2 separate regions of the Homo sapiens genome follow, and region 1 is linked to region 2. Evidence: read pairs that join two places in POLR2A ChIA-PET (ENCODE). Cell type or tissue: PC-9. All regions are shown on one strand.

The links. ChIA-PET counts read pairs that join two places held together with the same protein. Peaks named below come from ENCODE experiments on the same cell type or tissue, not always from the same donor. Only the 100,000 strongest peaks of a DNase experiment are listed, where the experiment ranks them.
Region 1: POLR2A ChIA-PET joins it to region 2 with 5 read pairs; 2 of 35 experiments call an interaction of 5 or more read pairs at or near these places.

What each region holds. Positions count from the first base shown.
Region 1 is chr2:38,826,191-38,828,690 of GRCh38, reverse strand. It overlaps DHX57 (DExH-box helicase 57), which reads left to right. Exons shown (of 24, transcript NM_198963.3): 14 at 255-351; 15 at 2,002-2,175. Among named protein-coding and RNA genes, the nearest start is that of DHX57, 48 kb to the left of the region's middle. RefSeq lists an enhancer at 710-1,004. In PC-9, no CTCF peak of the experiment used is centred here; a DNase peak (open chromatin) is centred at 940; H3K27ac peaks cover 1,065 bases.
Region 2 is chr2:38,940,036-38,942,535 of GRCh38, reverse strand. The region is part of intron 9 of ARHGEF33 (Rho guanine nucleotide exchange factor 33); the gene reads right to left. The region is part of intron 2 of LOC105374471 (a long non-coding RNA gene); the gene reads left to right. Among named protein-coding and RNA genes, the nearest start is that of ARHGEF33, 51 kb to the right of the region's middle. In PC-9, no CTCF peak of the experiment used is centred here; no DNase peak of the experiment used is centred here.

The sequences.
Region 1 (2,500 bases), 110 kb after region 2:
AGTGCAGTGGCACAATCTTGGCTTACCGCAAACTCCGCCTCCCTGGCTCAAGCAACCCTCCTACCTCAGCCTGCCGAGTAGCTGAGACCACAGGCGAAATTCTCAGATTATTGCATATTTTGGTTAAAAACAGCTTTATAATCTATATTAGTTTTTCATTTACTTCATTTATCATATTCTTTTTTAAAAAAATTTTTCTTGTTTCTTTTCTGTGCCTATGCTTACCCACATATTGATTCTTTTTATATACCCAGGTGCTATACTTGTATTTTTACCAGGACTAGCAGAAATCAAAATGCTTTATGAACAGCTACAGTCTAATTCTCTTTTCAACAACAGACGTAGTAATCGGTAAGCTAATTGCTTTCTATATTCTTAATCATCCATTGCAGTTACCTCTAAAGATATCATCACCCTCTTTAGACCCTGGAAGAGCACCAGTCTTCGAGCATACATTTGTTTATGCCAGCTGGAAATGAGCAAACCTATTTGCTGCAGGAAATCAGTTATTCCCTTTTTATTAAAGAAAAATATTGGCCAGGCTCAGTGGCTCATGCCTGTAATCCCAGCTCTTTGGGAGGCCGAGGCGGGCGGATCACCTGAGGTCAGGAGTTGGAGACCAGCCTGACCAACGTGGAGAAACCTCATCTCTACTAAAAATACAAAATTAGCTGGGTGTGGTGGCCGGCACCTATAAACCCAGCTACTCAAGAGGCTGAGGCAGGAGAATAGCTTGAACCCGGGAGGCAGAGGTTTTGGTGAGCTGAGATCACACCATTGCGCTCCAGCCCGGGCAACAAGAGTGAAACTCCGTTTCAAAAAAATTCTCTTCACTTAGCATAGTGACTCAGCAAATTTGCATGTAATTTTAGATGTCAGAGCCCCAGATAGTGGGGGAAGGTGGGGGAAAGGCAGCATTAGTAACAACAAAGAAGTCCTACCATTATGAGAGAAAATCATCTTCAATAGTTCCTATTCCAGGAGCAAGACACACTGGGTGTGTCTTCATTTTTAAGGGGAAAACTATTTGACAAACGAACACTCCCTTAAAATGTAAGAATGAAGTTTCTGAGGTTACATCATTGTCATTGCCTGTCTTCTCTGTGTGTGTGTATGTATGTGTGTGTGTGTGTATGTGTATATATATGTATGTGTGTATATATATATATATATATATATATATATTTTTTTTTTTTTTTTTTTTTGAGACAGAGTCTCGCTCTGTGGCCCAGGCTGGAGTGCAGTGGCGTGATCTCGGCTCACTGCAACCTCCGCCTCCCAGGTTCAAGTGATTCTTCTGCCTCAGCCTCACAAGTAGCTGGGGTTACAGGCTCATCTTGTATTTAAAGGAAGAATAATTCTTTGCTGGTTAGTTTGCACTAGGCTTGTTGGTTGTAGAATATCAATTATTTATTCCTCTTCATTATTTACTACTGAATTACACTCCAACATTTTTCCCAAGTTGGTATGAGGTTTTTGGTTCCTAGAACTAAGTAAATATTTTGTAAAAATCAGAAAGGACTTTACCTTTTATTTTATTTTATTTTATTTTATTTTTCGAGACGGAGTCTCACTATTGTCGCCCAAGCTGAAGTGCAATGGCAGGATGTCAGCTCACTGCAACCTCTGCATCCTGGGCTCAAGTGATTCACCTGCCTCAGCTTCCCGAGTAACTGGGATTACAGGTGCCCACCAACACACCTGGTTAATTTTTGTATTTTTAGTAGAGACGAGGTTTCACCATGTTGGCTAGGCTGATCTCAAACTCCTGACCTCGGGTGATCCGCCTGCCTCAGCCTTCCAAAGTGCTGGGATTACAGGTGTGAGCCACCGTACCCGGCCAAGACTTTACTATGTAGAAGAGCTGAGCTCTGAGGACAGGTTGTGGAGAAGTTGCTAATACCTGAAGTCATATTGTTGGTTTTAGTAGAAATTCACCTACTGTAATCTAGTTTCGGTGCTAGGTGCTAGAATACTTCATGTGCTTTTATTTCCTTCCAGATGTGTTATTCACCCACTTCATTCATCTTTATCCAGTGAAGAGCAGCAGGCTGTGTTTGTAAAACCTCCTGCAGGAGTAACTAAGATTATAATTTCCACCAACATTGCTGAGACATCCATAACCATCGATGATGTTGTCTATGTTATCGATTCTGGGAAAATGAAAGAAAAGAGGTATTCCGTCTTGTGGTGATGTAAGAGAGGGGCTAAAAATGCTTCATTTAGGGAGACACCGTTGTTAGTGGCTAATGCTATTAAGCTACACGGATTACTGTATGAAAAAATACTTTGTGAAAACTGTACGTGGATGTGTGAATGATTGTGTAGCCAGGACCATGGACCTTAACATCAAATGGGGATGAAAAGTAATGAATTGCTTTTTCTCTCTTTTTGTCATGTGATTTTATATGTGCTTGTATGAAAAGGGGTTGAATAAAGAAACTGTGTAGTTTGGGAAACTCTGCACTTGATGCCACTTAAATCAGCACTAGCTGCTCCT
Region 2 (2,500 bases):
TAGAAAAAATTAAAAGGGTAGAAGATGAAGAAAAGAAATCTCCCTTTCTTAAAAAAAAAAAAAAAAAGATAAGAGGGGCTGGGCGTGGTGGCTCACGCCTGTAATCCCAGCACTTTGGGAGGTCGAGGTGGGCAGATCAGAAGGTCAAGACGTCGAGACTTGCCAACATGGTGAAACCCCATCTCTACTAAAAATACAAAAGTTAGCTGGGCATAGTGGTGTGCACCTGTCGTCCAGCTACTCAGGGGGCTGAGGCAGGAGAATAGTTTGAACCCGGGAGGCAGAGGTGGCAGTGAGTCAAGATCATGCCACTGCACTCCTCCTGGGTGTGACAGAGCAAGACTCTGTCTCAAAAAAAAAAAAAAAAAAAAGAAAGGAGAGATGTATTGAAGAAAAATAGAAGAGCAAAAGATGGCAGTTGAGAAATCAATCCAAGAGGTCCAACATCAAATTAGTAGAAGTTTCAGAAAAAAGAAAGAAAATGGATGAGAAGATATTATCAAATTAATAACAGGCAAAAAAAAAAAAAATCCCAAGACATGTATTTCCAGAGAAAAGGACCCTTGTGCCCAGCAAAATTAATAAAAAAGACTCACATCATTACAAGGCATATCACATCACTGTGAAAGTTTAGCACACCACGAATAAAAACAAGATCCTAAAAGTTACCAGATAGAAAAATCAGGTAACGGGCTGGGCACAGTGGCTCACACCTGTAATCCCAGCACTTTGGGAGGCCGGGGTGGGCGGATCACGAGGTCAGGAATTGGAGACCAGCCTGGCCAACCTGGTGAACCCCATCTCTACTAAAAATACAAAAATTAGCCAGGTGTGGTGGTGGACGGCTGTAGTCCCAGCTACTCGGGAGGCTGAGGCAGGGGGATTGCTTGAACCTGGCAGCCAGAGGTTGCAGTGGGCTGAGATCACACCACTGCACTCCAGCCTGGGTGACAGTGCAAGACTCCGTCTCAAAAAAAAAAAAAGAAAAAGAAAAATCAGGTAACATGCAAAAAACTGAGTATCAGAATGGTACTGGACTTCCTAATAGCAAAATTAGAAGTTAGAGGACAGTGGAACAATTGCTTCAAAATCATGAGGAAAAAAGATGTCTTATTTGGCCAAATTATTAATCAACTATGTGAAAGCATTTTGCAAAATTATGACCGCAAGAGAAATCTGACATAGCTGACTCCATCTTATATCTAACCTCAAGCTGCCCTTGTACATTCCTGAGCATAGGCTGAGATTTTGGGATTTATTTAGTTCATAGTTCAACTTAAAGCAAGGATGATAATAGCCCTTCCCCAAATTAACCCCACACCCTCCAATTTGGTACCCAAACTGGCTTTGAAAAACTAATGAAAGGCCAAAAGTTTAGGATTATGAATTATGAATTCATATTATGAATTACACTAAGATGTAGGCATAGTTAAATGATAATCAGCCATTGTTCTGGAGGTGGCAAGATTTGTAACTTCCCTGGTTATTCCTATAGATAACATCACTACTGTAGAACCTAAGATTGGTCTTTTGAGACATTTTTCCAGACTTTTGCATTTCTGGAAGCTGACTGACTCCACCTGGACCTACACCCATGACTCAACTAGTCCTGTGGCCCTCACCCAGAGGCTGACTCAGCATATGAGGACCACATCCCTGTGATTTCATCTGCATAACCCCCTGCCCACCAAATTATCCTTAAAAAAAGTCCAGTCTCTGAATTTTCAGGGAGATTGATTTGAGTAATAAACTCTGGTCTGCTGCAATAGCTTGCTGTACGTTTATTCAACTTTTTCTCAATTGCAATACAGCAGTTGCAGTAAATCAGCTCCACCTGCACAGCAAGCCGGCAAGAAGGACCCGCCAAGTGATTACATATGTGGAAACTACTGGATGATGTGTTCCACCAAAACCAGGAGTAAACCAAGAAACCAAGGATACAGAAGATGAAAAAAATCAACAACAGCAACAAACAGGAATCGAACAGAGGAGAAATATAAAGGGAATTCTTAAGAAGACTGGAAAGTCCCAGGATGATGGGAGTACATTGGGCCAAAGCAGAATAGGATGACGGAGGCAAATGCTCTTTAAAAAAAAAAAAAAAGATGGCTGGGCATAGTGGCTTGTGCCTGTAGTGCCAACTACCTGGGAGGCTGAGGCAGGTGGATCACTTGAGCCCAGGATGTTGAGGCCAGCTTGGGCAACAAAGGGAAACCCCCACCTCTGAAAAACTAAATGGATAAAAATAAATTAAAAACTAAAAACATTGATGATGTAAATAGTAAAGTTTCTGTTATATTGCTAAGAAAAATTCAAGATCTATATAAATGAAGAGATATACCATGTTCTTTAAATGGAAGACTCAATACTGTCAAGATGTCAATTACCTGATAATTGGAATTTTTAAAAGGAGAGTCTAAAATTAGATACCCATATAAGACCACTTGACTTTCTACATACAACAATGGGAAACAGAAGGTATTTTCAATTAATGATGCTG